Linked DNA regions of Mus musculus: region 2 is linked to region 1. Evidence: chromatin loops called from intact Hi-C (ENCODE). Cell type or tissue: heart. All regions are shown on one strand.

Region 1 (8,000 bases):
TGAAGCCACATATTGATATAGTGACCTTTCTCATGTCTTTTTGTGGCTTTATAGCTCATTAGGCATGTGTGTGTGTGTGTGTGTGTGTGTGTGTGTGTACATGTGTCTGTGTATCCCTGTGTGTCTGTGTGTGCATGCATTTGCACATGTACACAGGAGTGCACACAGGCACCTGTGTATGCAGCTGCACATGCACGTTTGCATCCATGCATGGGAAGCTTAAAGGTCAACCATGGGTACCATATCCTTCCTCAGATACTGTCTGTAGGAAAACTCTGCTAATTAATTTCTAAGGCTCTGAGCTTGGTGCAGGTTTTCTCCAGTTCTGATCTTGTCCCCCACATTGGCCTCTATCTGAGGGAAGTCAAGGAGCATGAAACCCTGGAGTTCTCCATGCTAACCCGAAATAGAAAGGCCCTGAGTGTTCAGCTATTTCCCATTGGGGAAAAGCACGAACTGAGGATCTCCATTACGCACTGTATCTGCTTACCCTGAGCAGCACGCGGGCAGCACTCCTGGGACTCTAACAGTGAGCCAGACACGCAGCCTGGCAACTGTCCACTCTGTTTCTTGAGATAGTATCTCTTAATGTCCGGAACTCACTGACTAGGCTAAGATGACAGGCCAGGAAACCTCCAGAACCCAGCTGCCTCTGCCACCCTAGTGCTGAGATTGCCATCTTGTACCACCACCCCAAGTTTCTTTTGCTGTGAGTTCTGGGGCTGAGACTCTGGTCTTTGTGCTTTCAAGGCAGCACTTTACCGATGGAACCCTTCCCCAACGTTTTCTCTATCTCTTGAAGAACATCTTGTGACCTGCTTTGGTAATAATCAATACTCTGATATAAATATTCATGGGCAGTTGTGTTGCGAACATAACTTTTCAGCTACGTGCCCAGAAGCACGGCTAATGTTTCTTGAACATCATTCCTATGAGAGAACCACAGTTCGATTTGTAAGGAAGTTCTACACTGCTGTCCAGTGGCTGGGCTCATGAGTGTCTTACCATTCTTCTTGGCAGTCGGTGTTACCAGTGCTTTGAATTTTAGCTTTCTGATAGATGCGGATGGTGGTCTCATTTTTAAATTTGCAGTCTCCTACTTTTACAGGATTCTGAATTTCTTTTCAAATTGCTCTCCATCTGTATCTTTCAGAACTTTTGCCCGGCTTTTAGTTATTTTCAGACAGGGTTTCTCTCTCTCTCTATGTAATCCTTAGCTGTCCAGGATCTTACTTGTAGACCAGGTTGGCCTTGAACTCCTGCCTCTGCCTCCTGAGTGCTGAGATTAAAGGCTTGTAAAATGGCTGCTGTTAGGTTTGTTTCTTCTTCATCTTCTCCTTCATGATACAGAGGGGTCGAACTCACAGCTGTGTGACTTTGCTTCTTTGTCAAGATCTATTCGGTGCATTTGTTGATTCTATTTCTCTGCTTCATTGCCTGTCATCTCTACTCTCCCTTGATTACTATGCTATACCATCAAAGGAGTTTTGTACTGAGTTACTGCTGTTATGAACAGAATTTTCGTGTCTCTAATTCTAGTTCCTACAAGGAAGCCCACTCTGTAGTGTGATTCATGAACTCTGCCCTTCTTCCCTTCCTCTTCCCCTCTTCTTTCCTCATCGCCCCTTGTTTTTCTCTCCTGTCTTTTAGTTGCAATGAGAAGTTGGCTATCTGCACATTAGGAGGTGGGTCCTTGTTAGATCCAAAGTCTTTAGGTAACTCAAGATATAACAGGTATTCCCTGTTCCGTTGCTCCAACCACCTAGCCTTTGGTAATTTGTTCTTGTAGCCACAGTAAAACACCCTCAAGCTACATATTTTATCTTCTTCAGCATCCTTTATGATTAGTTTATTTACTGTTTGTGTGTGTGCCCATGTATATGTGTACAGTTCTCCTGCCACACAGCACAAACATGTGAAGTCAGAGGACAACATCTCCAGTTGGCTCTCTCTTTCCAGGTTGACAGTATTTTTTGTTTTTTTTGTTTGTTTTTCAGCAAATGCTTTCACTCCACTAAACCATCTTGCCCGCCTTGGTGTTTTGTTTTTCTCACAAACTGTGGAACCAGCTTGTTGGTATCTATGACTTGATAGGATTTTGACTGAGATTGGATGAGATCTATAGATGGTGGGCAGAACTGACATCTCCATAAAATCTTTCTTCCTATGTATAAAGGTGGGCGTCCCCCACTTTACTCAGATCTTTCATTTTCTTTAGAACTCCCTGTCAACACAAAGAAACCGCAGCTCTCATCTTAAAGGTGATAAGAGATAGTTGATTTTGGAACCATTTTGAGTGACCATGGCCTGGGAACACAGATTTAGGTTACTTCAAATTCTATGTTCCAACAAGTAGCCTCAAGTAGCTCTCATAGTTTTTGTTTTTGTTTTTGTTTGTTTTTCTGAGACAGGGTTTCTTTGTGTAGCCCTGGCTGTCCTGGAACTCACTCTGTAGACCAGGCTGGCCTCGAACTCAGAAATCTGCCTGCTTCTGCCTCCCAAGTGCTGGGATTAAAGGCGTGCACCATTTTACAGGACAGAGGAAGTCATCAGTCAAGGCAAGCTTACAATACATAGGCGCTTACTTCAGAGAGGCAGGACAAGGCAGTGGGGGTGAGGTTCAGGGAACCTTTCTGTAAGACGCAAGGTGTTTTCTGGTGGCATTCTAAGCATTTGGATTGGTAGAAGCTAGTTGCCTGCTAATTCAATAGATTCTAAAGACCTGTTGTTTATTGTCACAAGATGTTAGTTTAGACACAGGGAAACAAGGAATGGCTGTTCTGGAGGGCCAGGATTTAGCCCAAGATATGGTGATCTTCCTCTGGACTTTCGACATTCCAACCTATTTATTTCCACAGCATGAAATTCTAATTAGGAGTTTTCCTTCACACAGATATTCATTCAACTAGGCTTGTAGCTAAGTATTTTATCTTGATATATTTTTAATATTCAATTCCAATTGCTCATTTCGTGCAGATAGGAAAGTAATTGACTCGTGTGTATATTAACCGTGTATCGTAGCAACCTTGCTGTAGCTGCTTATTCTGCTTACTGGTGTTTATTTTCTCTTTGTTTACATAGATAATCTTGCCAGCTGTGAATAGAACTGTATTTCTTCCTTTTCCATCCCGTAACTCGTTTTACAAGTTGTTCATCAGTTAAGCCATATTCTCCCTGGAGCATCACATTTTCATTCCTCTTGTCATGTAATGCTTATTGTTTTACCAGAGATAAAATTTCAAATGACTGTGATGATGAATAATTTAGATAGACAATTGCTTGCATGCCAATGATGTCATATACTGTTACTAGGAAATGGCCTCAGCCATGGACTGGTGTAGATATTGTCAGTTTCACATATTCATGTACACCCCAAACATCTGGATTCCCCTATCAGCACCATCAACTCTCAGAAAGCACATAGTCCGTGTTTTTAAGATTAGAATGTGGGTTTTATTTATTTCAGGGTGTGTGTGTGTGTGTGTGTGTGTGTTCAACACCGAGAGTAACAGTCAGCAGCCAATGAGCATTCGTTCTGGGAACAAAGGGTAGTAAAAGGCGGCGGGGGCTGCCAGGGAACCGAGGCTGGAGCCGGGAGTTGGGAGGATTTCGTAGAGGGAGGGTGGGCTGGTGGTCGCTCGGGCTGTGCCGCGTTGTCATGGGGACGGCGCGTGCGCCTGCGCCTGCGCGGCGGAAGGCGGGGGCGGTGATGACGCGCAGGGCGGGCCCCGAGGTTCGGTTGTGTGGAGCTGGAGCGGGCAGCAGGAGCGGCGCGGTCCTCGGGGCAGGTGAGTGGCCGCGGGGGTCCCGGGCCCCGGCAGGTCTCGGAGCTGGTCCGGCGCTCTGCTTCGGGCCCCGGGTGGGTCTGGCCGGGTCCTCGCCCGCACTCGGTGGCGTCCTCAGCGGCTTCCGGACGGCTGGCAGGGCGCGACGGACCGGAGGTGACAACGGTTAGCTGCGGAGCCGCTGCTCTGGAAGGGGGCAGGGAGGGCCAGGGCTTGCAGCGGGGTGTGTGCACCAGGAACGGTCTCCGGAGGTCTGGTGACTCAGATCTCCTTGGAGGATTTCCTTCTAATACGGGGCGGAGGGAGGCGTACAGACGTGGAAAGTTTCCAGTTTCAGAAGTGCAGTTATGGAGCCGTGGAGTGTGTGGGATCGTTTGTTGTATTCGTCCTATCTTCGACACATAGCTTTTTTTTTTCTTGTTTTGTTTTGTTTTCCATTAGGTAAATTACTTAGAAAGTGTAGAGTTTTAAATTCTTAACACGCACGCTTTACACCGAGAACAAATGTTTAAGAACGAAAGTTATATTGAAAATAGCTGCTGCCCTGGTCAATTGTCTTACTTTTGAAATGTCAAGGTGATATAGTTCAGCAGATTTGTACTCTCATTTTCCCGATGTGAGGATAGGACAAAGCAGAAAATATGCCTTTTCATCCTGTTAACAACTTAGGTCCTTAAACTGGTAGGTCTTAAGTGGTACGTAAGTATTACTGATCAGATGACTTGCACCAGGAAATAAGGAAATGGAATGACGAGAAGGCTCAGTAAACAATTACTCCATTATAGCCAGAGTCACTTAACTTTGGAAGCAGATTTTAGCTGTGCTGGATCTATTAAAGAGGATTTAAAAATCATGAACAAGAAAGGGCTGATTAAGATTTTGATGCACTTTTGAATTAAGCAGCCCTTTAAAATGAGCACGGCTCACCGACTTCCCCCCATTTTTGCCACTTTCTCTTAGGTAGTAAACATCCAGAGACTGTAAAAGACACCCACACACTTTAAAATACTTATACATTTAATAATCGTTCTCCTTGTACTTATTAATTGCCAAATGTTGCAACACTTACTGAAAATTTTAGCTTTTAAGGATGTAATTAGTAAACATATGGCTCAAAATTTTAAGCATTTAAAATGTAGAGCATACAGTATAAAACCTCCCCTGTGCTTGGCATAGGCTTTGGTTGTGCCCACCAGCCAGCCATATTTCCTCTGGCAGGCCAGTTCTTTTACGGTCTTAGGTACTGGTTCAGATAGTGCCTCTATGGTCAGACATGTAAATATGTTTCCCTCAGTTTAACACTGAGGAAGGCATGATTTTCTGCTGTATGTGTCTGTTTTTCCAGTTAGTAATAACATTTTGGATTATAACTTTCAGTTATGGTTAAGTTTGGCTGTGTTTTGGTCAGTGTCACTGTGACCAAGCTAGTAGGTATGATTGTCACCCTTTGCAAGTACATGTCAACTAAAGACATGAAGCGGTCTTACTGTGTCTGGAGTTATAATTGGAGCAGATGTCTAAATTGTAGGAGTTACTCCTCTTATACTTAACTTTCTTAAAATTGTAAAAGGCTTTGAACAACTATATTTAAAAAATGATAGTTTCTTTCCGCTAGCTTTTTAAAAAATGGTGTGTGTGTGTGTGTGTGTATGTGTGTGTGTACATACGTGGGAGTGGGATGGGGAGTGCAGGGAGTGGAGAGGCCAGAGTCAGCGTGCCTGTGGGGTTGAATTAGTGGTTTTGTCAGTTGCCCCAAGAATGGGTGCTGGGAACTGAACAGCATGTGTTCCTTGGAGCTCCTGCATACAGACCTGCCAGGAACCTAGGCCCCTGGGGCCCAGACTCACAACAACTCTACAGTTTTAACTTTGTCACCTTCTTAGTGTGCCCTACTAGTGTACATGGTCTGAACCTTCCTGGGCCCCACTCCTGACGGAGAATAAGCAGAACCTCCTTCCACGTTTCCGAGCTGAAGGCTCTCCCCCTGCAAGACTCCTGTCACATCACAACAGATCACAACAGCTCCAGCTCCTCTTACAGCTGTAATGAAGGGTAACCGCTTCCCCTCTATAGACCCTATACTAACCTGTGACACATATGGGCGCAGGTCTCAGTGGCTGATCATCAGAAGCCCCTGGGATGTTTGGTTTATTTATTTTTTTACAGTCCAGTCGTTGCCCCCACTCCTGGGAACTTTTTTTTTTTTATGCCTGAGGTAGTTTTTATCTGAAGATTAGCTAAAGTCAAATACTTCTCTTGGGACCTGACCTAAGTGAGTTCTCTTTCACTGTGTGTGTGTGTGTGTGTGTGTGTGTGGTGTGTTCATTCCATGTGGTCACAGAATTTCTGTTAGGATTGATTCAGGTATGTTCTTTGACACATTATATGAACTACAAGGATTGTCTTTTGTCCCTCTGGACAACCAAGGTCCTTATTATTTTATTTGAATTCAACACAACACTTTTTCTTATTTATGCTTTTAAATTATTTGTATTTAGTTGTCTGAAGTGAAAAGTTCCACAGTGGAACATTACCGGAAATTTTAAGAGTGATTTCAACGAAGGAAAACTAAGCCATTCCAAAGTATTTGGGTTTGATTATACATAGTTGAAATGGGCCACATATTTGACTTGCGCTAATTTCCCCAATTAGAATATGTGGTCCTATCTTTTAACCATTGTGAAGATTTCAACTATTATCTTTGTTCCAGCACATCATTGCTTTTGATTTTTCTTGTATTTGGGTCATTAAAACACAATACTAATTCCAGATCACAACGATCAATGAGTTATGTCAATACTTTTCGTTAATTTTTTTTATTTCTGTGGTCAAATACAGTATCTTTAATAACTTGAGTGGCTTAGGATTATGGTGAGGGAGTACCCATTATTGTTCTTATTTAAAGAGAATTTTCACTTAGGCTTATAAACATTAAATAGAATAATTGGTGCAGTTGATTTTTAAAAGTGCCTACATTACTAGTTCCTTCTGGTCATCTCTCTTATTTATCTACAGTTGGCCTCTACAAATGATGCACAGGAAATTTGGAATACAAATAAAAGTTGTTAAAAAAAACCCGTACCATCTTAGTGAGAGAGGATGGCTGGGACTTTTCTGGAAGTGCTGCAGGACAGAGCTCTTCCTGCTGACTACGGGATTTGTTTCTCCAACTAAAAGAACTAAGTTGTTTACTCACTGGTTCTCAGGCTTGAAGAATTTTGCTTAGAAGGATTCCATCCAAAACCTCCCAGTGTATATGATCGGGTTCTTCATGTTAGACCTAGAATTCACCAGCTGGTCTCACCTGCACCACCTTTCTCCTTAGCTTTCTTCTCTGCAGCTGTGGCTGAAAGAGCAGAATTTTGGCTTTCTTATTAGACTCAGCAGCAGCAGTAGCCGCAAAAACCAAATCCTAGTTCTTCCAAAATATCACTTCCCTTATTTCAATTTTTGTGTGGGCCTAAGTGACATATATTGCTCTGAGGGTGTTGGGGGACAGATAGAAAGTTCTTACTAATCTAGAAGTTACTTCATCAGACGCTTGGTTTTTCCAAACCATGTCTACAGGGATAATAGGATTGCTCCGAACAACAGCAGAGCAGTTGGTAGTGATAGAGCATCACTCTCAGGTTTCCCACCTGAAGTAACCGTCCTTTCTAGAAGGCACCAAATATTATCTGGAGATAATATTTTTTGTAGTCTTTCTTTGTTGTTGTTGTTGTCTTCATGTTTTGTGAGGAGACTCTGGTATTGCCCAAATTATTAGGAGAAAAAGAATCTTCTTAACAGAAAGTCTTTGGGGAGTTATCTTCTAAGGCCTTACTGTTCCCATGGGTTCAGGGTTCTTCATATGCCATGGCAGAGTGTTATGGTTTCGACCAGTCTGGGGTAGGCCACACATGCCTGAAGGGCTGATTGCTGAAAGGATGGGTTCTTTCCAAGGGATAAGATGAGCACAGAGCAGGAGGTTGCAGGCAGACCCCACAGATGGCAAGGACTTCTGGGGCTGCTTTGATTTCAGGAGCACTGGGTGATGCATCATGCCATCACTCCTGAATAGAAGACCTGGCAGCAGAATTCTGTGCTTTAATAGGAGTTCTAAAGGATTAACATGAGAACTCTTCCCTGGTATTATCTTGTAATTGGCATTGGTTATTATAAAGAGTCAAGAGTAGTCATAGTTCTGCAAAAAAGAGCTAAATACTTCTGACACTT
Region 2 (8,000 bases), 140 kb before region 1:
TGCCCAGTGGCTGTCCTTGGTAATGGCTGGAAACACCCAAGGAACTCCTTCCTGGGGAACTAACAGCAGGAGATGTTTTCTGAGTCCCTGTCTGTGTGCGCTGATTGCAGAAGTGTGACAATAAGGGAGATCCTACTAAGAGTCCTGTGTCTGAGAGTAACTCTGACCTCTGGTACACTCAGGGGAGAGGGAAATGGTCTGTACAACAGACATTCCCCTTCAAGGAGAGGAACGTGCAACCGTGATGTTCCCATGGAATTTTCCATCTGCACTTCCTTGTCTTTGTTCTCCTTGGTGATCCGTTATTTAAAACGTTCTGCTGATGAACTGAGCTCTGCTCTCCGCAGCCAGATCCAGTGGAAAGTTTTCAACCTGCTGAATGGTTTCTATTTGTTTGCTCAAAAGCAACCATAAGGTCACGGTCATGTAGTCTGAAATAAGTTTGTATCTTTATACAGACCTCGGTGCTAACATAATATCTACTCACTTTTCATTAATTTCACATGGCTACCGATGCCCCTAAAATGTGAAAGAGCAGTTCAGAAAATATAACTAGTAAATTGAGTGTCCATTAAAATATATTTAATAATCTTTTAGATTAAGAAGCGTCAGAAGAGCAAATGATAATAGAGACTTAACAACAGGGCAGCAGACATCTTGCATAATCCAGCATGAGGAGCTGTTGATTTTGGCCCAGCTCTAAATTGGCTGCACCTCTAAAGATGTCTCACTTTCATGATATATTGTTCTTGTTCTCTGACTATACTCCATTGTGCAATCTCCCACGCAAGCAGAGGCAGCAGAAATGGCCTGTAGTTACGGATTTCCAAATAACCTTTATAAGCACATAAGAAACTCCGCAAACATGCATGTGTTTCAGTGTTCTTGGAATTATTTTGAGAAAGATGTGGTGGAAGTCTACATTTTGATATCCCAAAATAATAAACTCAACAGATTCATTTTTACTTACATACATGGATTTTAATTATACTTGACAAAACCCAGCCCTAAAGCTCCTGATAGCAAGAAGCATTGTCTGTGCAGTCCATGAAGTAAGTCACTCTTAGCACAGCTGTATTCCCTCCCAGGCATCTGGGGCTCTTCCTGTTCTTATTTTTGTTTAATCTGGTTTTGGTGTAAGGAAGACGGCAGCATACTGACGCAACTCCAGGTTGTTGTGCCTATTCCTTGGTGATATTGGCTATGAGATAAGTTTGGCTTGCACCCAGTTGCAAAGGGCTGCCAGACAAGTCACAAGTTATTTTTCACTTCTCCTAAAATGGTAGTTTTTAATAAGGAGAACCCATCTTAATCTATCTGAAAATAATGAGATATGTACATTTCTAGAAGTTTATTTATGCTTTTTTATTTCATATATGCAAGTAAGTCTCAATTTCACTTTTATAAGTGATTATGGAAAGCTAAGATTTCATTGGATAATGGCATTTAAATATATGGAAAAGCATGGTTATTCATTCTTTATTCTGCAAATAATAGTTGATTCCTGCCTTTGCTCTGTTCATGTCCAAACACGTGGAAGTTCTCCAACTTAGAAGCCTTCACTTCCACTCATTTTTCTGCCTATTTAAAGCATTTTGGGTGCCCTGTTTTCTGTTGTTTTCAGAACTGGTAATTAAACTCAAGCCAGGTACGTGCTGGCTGGGTATTTGCTCTGTGACCGGTCTGTATCACAAGCCCTTCATATGCTTCTAAATATGGCTTCCCTAGGCTTTTAGATTCCTGGGAATTTTGCTTGGGACAGTAAGTTCTCCATTCTAAAAGGAGTAGGGGGAGGAGCCTGGTGTAGTCAGAGCTGTGCCAACAACATGGACAAGGCAGAGCGTAGTTGGTTGTTATAAGCTCTCACTGAGGGTTACAAAGCTGTATTACAAACATGCCCTCTGTCAAGAATGTTTCACATATAAAATTAGACTCACATTGGAGCCTGTTCAGCTGCCAAATGCTTGATAATTGGATGAATCTCTAGACATTATCATTGATTATATTCTGAATGGCTCAATTATGCAAATCAGTTCATGCTAAAAGCACAAAGGACATTGGATTTTTAAATGAGATATATCTACAAATAATAGTAACTTAAAATCCTTTTTTCCATGCATTATTTCATATAGCCATTCTGAGGTCACTGAAAGGTGAGAGGAACAAACAAGATTTTCATGGGAGAAATGCTAACTGACTTCCAGAAATCAGCAATGATGAAGTCAGCAATCCCGCCATCATGGCTGTGGTTTGTCTTCCATTGCTCTACCATTTGGGGTAATTGGAGATGGAACGAGGAGTTATCCGCTACACAAGTCTCACATCTGTCTCCTAAGGCCAAAGGCAAAGGTGTGTGCATGCTCACTGCATGTTTTATGTACCAGTTGCCTGTAAATACGAAGACCCAAGCCCCATGGAAAGCTTTATGCTTAGGTCCTTTGAGGAGTGGACAGCTGTAATTGAATGAATGGCCATAGCAAGGCCTGAGGGCTCAGGGGACTCTCCGTGCATAATCCAGGGGCCTCTGGAACCAGAGCTGGAAGGAGAAAGGAGACTGCTTGCTGTCCGGAGAAGACTTCAAGTCTTATCATTTTGAAGAAGAGGACATCCAGTTTTAATAAGTCACATCAGGAGGACTGGTGAGGCAGGAGCCAGACACTTAGCTTAGGTCGCTTCTTGGACCTTACAGTTCCCTTTGAAGTTCTTTACATACCAAAGTTCCGTGCTGTATGTTGGGAGCCCCCATCTTTTGTGTGCATAAATGCATGCATGTATGTGAATATAGTCCAGTCCAGGCTTAAGCTCGGTGTGTGGCTGAAGTTGCCAAACTTGATTTTGTAGATTATATTCTGTGTAAGCAGATATGGTAACTACTCACCCAGTTCAATGTACTGTTTCTCTCTCTCTAAAACTCACCTACCTAAAGCTGCACAAGGTCACTTGCAACTTCTGCAATTGGAGGGCTAAGATGGAGAATTTCTGAAGCTCACAGGACTTCATAGCTAGCCTGGACTACATAGCCATGAACAACAAAGAGACCCTGTCTCAAACAAGATGAGGCCAGCGTTGAGCTTGCCCACTGATCTCCACATTCAAGCATGCCAGCACACACATGCACATTTTTCAAAAGTTGTTTTACTGTATTTCACTTCTTCCAAAAACACGACATGTGACAATAGGCAAAAACCCTGCATCTCTACTGTCGATATGTGTAGGGGAGGGGCTATGTGAGGTAACAATTAGTGAAGCAATGGTCACAGTTTTCAACAGCACCTGGAAATGAATCCTTCGGGCCAAGGGTCCTGGTATTCTCAGCCCGTGTTCCTTACTGCTGAGGGCAAAGCATTGTGAGCATGTAGTTACTGATTTTCTCCACCAGGGGGCGAGCAGACACTAGGAAAGAATTTCATCAGTCTCATTGCCTTTGCTATAATGGGATCAAAAGTACTTGTTAGTTACCAGGATTAACCCAGACACAAATAATCATTTAGCAATGCCATTTGTGACCTGCACTGTCTGTCCCCCCTACAGATGTGATAGCCTAATGTGATTAACATTTCAGTAGTGTGATAATAGTTTATAAACACATTGGTGCTATCACTTCAGTAGGCCCTGTGCTTTTCGATGTAAACATCACTTGAGTGAATTACTTACAAAGTTTCTTCCTGTATGTAAATCATGTGGCTTGCCTCACTGTGTTTACTTTCCTTAGTACAGTATCCATTTGAATGCATCAACATAAAATGTAGTAGTCTTTCCTTTTTAAAATTCACATTGCTTCCATTCCTATTTGCTTGCCTATATTCTGTTTCTTGAATTTCACTTCTTGGTTTTCCTATACCTTTGCAGTCATCAATTCTTACCAAAGTCAATTACTTTGATCTGTATCTCTCGAAACTAATGAGGCAAATTTTTTATTAGATATTTTCTTTATTTACATTTCAAATGTTATCTCCTTTCCTGGTTTCCCTCCAAAAATCTCCTATCGGGGGCTGGTGAGATGGCTCAGTGGGTAAGAGCACCCGACTGCTCTTCCAAAGGTCCAAAGTTCAAATCCCAGCAACCACATGGTGGCTCACAACCATCCTCAACAAGATCTGATGCCCTCTTCTGGAGTGTCTACAGACTACAGTGTATTTACATATAATAATAAAATAAATCTTTAAAAAAAAAAAAATCTCCTATCTTCCCCCATCTCACCCTGATCACCAACCCACCTACTCCCACTTTCTGGCCCTGGCTTTCCCCCTACACTGGGGCAAAGAACCTTCACAGGCCCAAGGGCCTCTCCTCCCATTGATGGCTGACAGACAAGGCCATCCTCTGCTACATATGAGGCTAGAACCATGGGTCCCTCCATGTGCACTCTTTGGTTAGTGGTTTAGTCCTTGGGAACTCTGGGGGTACTAGTTGGTTCATATTGTTGTTTCTCCTATAGGGCTGCAAACCTCTTCAGCTCATTGGATACTTTCTCTAGCTCCTCCATTGGGGACCCTGTGCTCAGTCCAATGGTTGGCTGAAAGCATCCACATCTGTATTTGTCAGGCACTGGTGGAGCCTTTCAGCAGACAGCTATATCAGACTCCTGTCAGCATGCACTTCCTGGCGTCCACAATAGTGTCTGGGTTTGGTGGTTGTATATGGGATAGATTAGGTCGGACAGTCTCTGGATAGCCTTTCCTTCAGTCTCTGCTGTCGCAGTCCTTTCTTCCGCAGAGACAAGAACGACACGGACGCCAAGGCAGGTTCACGCAGCAGCTTCTTTACTTGTGGCCTTTTCTCCTACAGCTCTCTTCCCCAGCAGCTTCTTCTACTCCTTCTTGCAGCTTTACTTACAACAACCTCTCCACTTAGGCAAGGGCAGCAACAACAACAACAACCTTCTTATACTCACCCCGACTGACCTCATCTCGCTCCACCCCACCTCATCCAATCAGAAATCACACACGCTCCAGGCATGAGCTCAGGTCGGTCACCGATAGGCTGACACGTCCGGATCACGAGGAACAATCCAACCTGGCAGGCAGCTCACGCATGCGTTTTCACTGCGCATGCTCGGTCAAGGCAGTAAACATGTGGGGTTCTCGGGGCCTGGCAATGGGCCAGGGTGCCATCTAGGCCCATGCGGCCGTACCAGCTTCCCGCACTCTGCTCCACACTTTGTCTCTGTAACTAACTCCTCCCATGGGTATTTAGTTCCCCCTTCTCAGAAGGACCAAAATATCCACACTTTGGTCTTCCTTCTTCTTGAGCTTCATGTGATCTGTGAATTGTTTTGTGGGTATTCTCAGCTTCTGGACTAATATCCACTTCTCAGTGAATATATACCATGTGTGTTCTCTTGTGATTGAGTTACTCACTCAGGATGGTATTTTCTAGTTCCATGAATTTGCCTAAGAATTTCATGAAGTCATTGTTTTTAATAGCTGAGTTGTAATCCATTGTGTAAATGTATCACATTTTCTGTATCTAATCTTCTGTTGAGGGACATCTAGGTTCTTTCCGGCTGCTGGCTATTATAAGTAAAGCTGCTATGAGCATAGTGGACCATCTGTTTTTATTACATGTTGGAGCATCTTCTGGGTATACAGAAGTGGTATTGCTGGGTCCTCAGGTAGTCCAATTTTCTGAGGAACCACCAAACTGAGTAGTTGTACCAGCTTGTAATCCCACCAACAATGGAGGAGTGTTCCTCTTTCTCCACATCCTCACCAGCATCTACTGTCACCTGAGTTTTAAATCTTAGCCATTCTGCCTGGTGTGAGGTGGAATCTCAGGGTTGTTTTGATTTGCATTTCCCTGATGACATTTCTTTAGGTGCTTCTTGGCCATTCGGGATTCCTCAGTTGAGAATTCTTTGTTTAGCTCTTTAATCCATTTTTAAATAGGGTTATTTGGTTCTCTGGAGTCTAACTTCTTGAGTTCTTTGTATATATTGGATATTAGCCCTCTATCAGATGTAGGGTTGGTAAAGATCTTTTCCCAATATATTGGTTGCTGGTGCAAATTTATAATTACCATGTCCAATAACAGAGACTTGAGGGGCAGAATTCTAAAATGAGTGGGGATTAGCATAGGAGTTGAGTATCCTAAATTCCTCATACCACCAATGTACTAGGCTCCATCAGAGAAAGAGGCCTAACAGGAAATGCACATGTGTGCACATACTCATTTAGCATTATTAAACTAGCTTATAAAATCATAAGCTAAATAGTACTACTGGCGTTTTCTGTAACCTGGAAAGCTGCTGAACATAGTAGCTGCTCGTTCATGGAAATAGGAATTCTGAGAATAATGGAAACCAGTGGTTGAGCCATAGTTCAATGCTGAAGGTCCAGGTGCCTCCTGAAGAGTCAAAGAATGAGTCTGAACTCGGCTGTCTGTGGACAATGGTACTAGTGAAAACATGCCTACTCAGAAAGCAGTAGGCCACTTTTTATTCCAGTCTTCTAGTTTATTGTATACTGCCTCACCCTGACTGTAGGTCACTTCCTTGACCCACATACCAGTTGTCTCTACAAATTCCCTCACAGATGTACTCAGGAATAAGAACATACTTTACCAGTTCCCTAGACATCTCTTCCTGGTGAAGGAGATAACCAAGATGAATCATTCCCATCAACATTGAAGCTTCAACTCTCTCATCTGCAGAATGCAGCTATCAGACACTGTGATTTGGTATAGCCACTGTAGAAAAAAGTCCAGCTCCACAGCCACCATTACTCAGTATATAGCCAAAGGGAATAGCATCCCTGTCTTGAAATATATTCATCCCTGTGTTTAATGCGGCATGTTTACAATAGACAGAAGATAGTATCAACCTAAGTGTTCTACAAGAGGTTAACAGTTAGACTGATGCATACATATAACAGGGCTATTAGCCTTTAAAAAGAAGGGACCCTTGCCATTTGTGATAACATGGTCAAGCCTGGGAGATGCTGTGCTAAGGGAAATAACCCTAAGGCCAAAGACAAATACTACGTGGTGCAGTGTGGGAAGGAAAAACATGAGCTCACTGTAATGACAGAACGGTTACTACAGATCGGGGTGTAAATGTCATTACAGACTGGGATACTGACTCATCTCCACAGACTGAGTTCTAAGATGAATAAGCGCTGAAGAACAATATAATACTAAATGTATGTTTGAGAACTGCTGAGCAGATCTCAAGTGTTTTCACCACAAAGTATGTGTAACATGATACACTAATTTCTTTCACTGTGGTAATCACTACAGTCTTGTGTGTCTGTCAATATGTCACATTGTGTATCTCAAACACATACAATTTCAGTAAAGATAGAAGATCGAAACACAGTCCTTCAGTTCTCCTTCTATTTCACAAAAGTAGGTACTCAATGTGTGCCTGAAGATGCTCAGATGGATTTAAAGATAGAGAAATGACTCAAGTCATTGAGAAGTACTAAGTGAATTTAGGAAAATATAGCTTGTGTTCTTCTCTTCTTTGTTAGTTTTCTGATAAGAAAATTTGGCAGGTCTTACTGGAAACATTTTAAAGAGGAAGTGTATTTTAATGTTCAAGTGCCTGTTTAGTGCATACACAGTCCTAGGTCCAATCCCTAGTCTCTCTCTCTCTCTCTCTCTCTCTCTCTCTCTCTCTCTCTCTCTCTCTCTCTCACACACACACACACACACACACACACTAGTCTAGTTACATGTGTGAGATATCTGGTAAAGAATAACATTCACAAATATAGTCAGTGAAAATGTTCAGGACCGCTACAGTATTTTCCAAACCCTAATGCTTTCCAAACCATCCACACATGCCTATGAAAGAACATGATATCCTTAAAGCACAGTGTTCAGTGGTCTTAGAGTGTCTTATAGAATATAAGGAATTCATGCTAAATTCATGTGAGGAATTCATGATAAAACAAAGAAAATAAACTTACCTTAGGAATACAATTTATTTTAGTTTGGTGGGTTTGGGTGTTTACTGTTTTAAACCAAATTTTGATCTCAGTTATTACTCTTCACGAAAA

What was found. Peaks named below come from ENCODE experiments on the same cell type or tissue, not always from the same donor. Only the 100,000 strongest peaks of a DNase experiment are listed, where the experiment ranks them.
Region 2: it touches region 1 in a loop (2.7-fold over the local background); 3 of 42 quality-filtered maps call a loop at or near these places.

What each region holds. Positions count from the first base shown.
Region 1 is chr4:6,361,972-6,369,971 of GRCm38, forward strand. Sdcbp (syndecan binding protein) reads left to right here and starts at 3,709. Exons shown (of 9, transcript NM_001098227.1): 1 at 3,709-3,788. In heart, no CTCF peak of the experiment used is centred here; DNase peaks (open chromatin) are centred at 3,700 and 3,970; H3K4me3 peaks cover 2,542 bases; H3K27ac peaks cover 1,468 bases.
Region 2 is chr4:6,222,103-6,230,102 of GRCm38, forward strand. No RefSeq gene overlaps it. Among named protein-coding and RNA genes, the nearest start is that of Ubxn2b, 35 kb to the left of the region's middle. In heart, a CTCF peak has its summit at 3,368 (motif pointing right); DNase peaks (open chromatin) are centred at 719, 1,169 and 3,359; H3K27ac peaks cover 449 bases.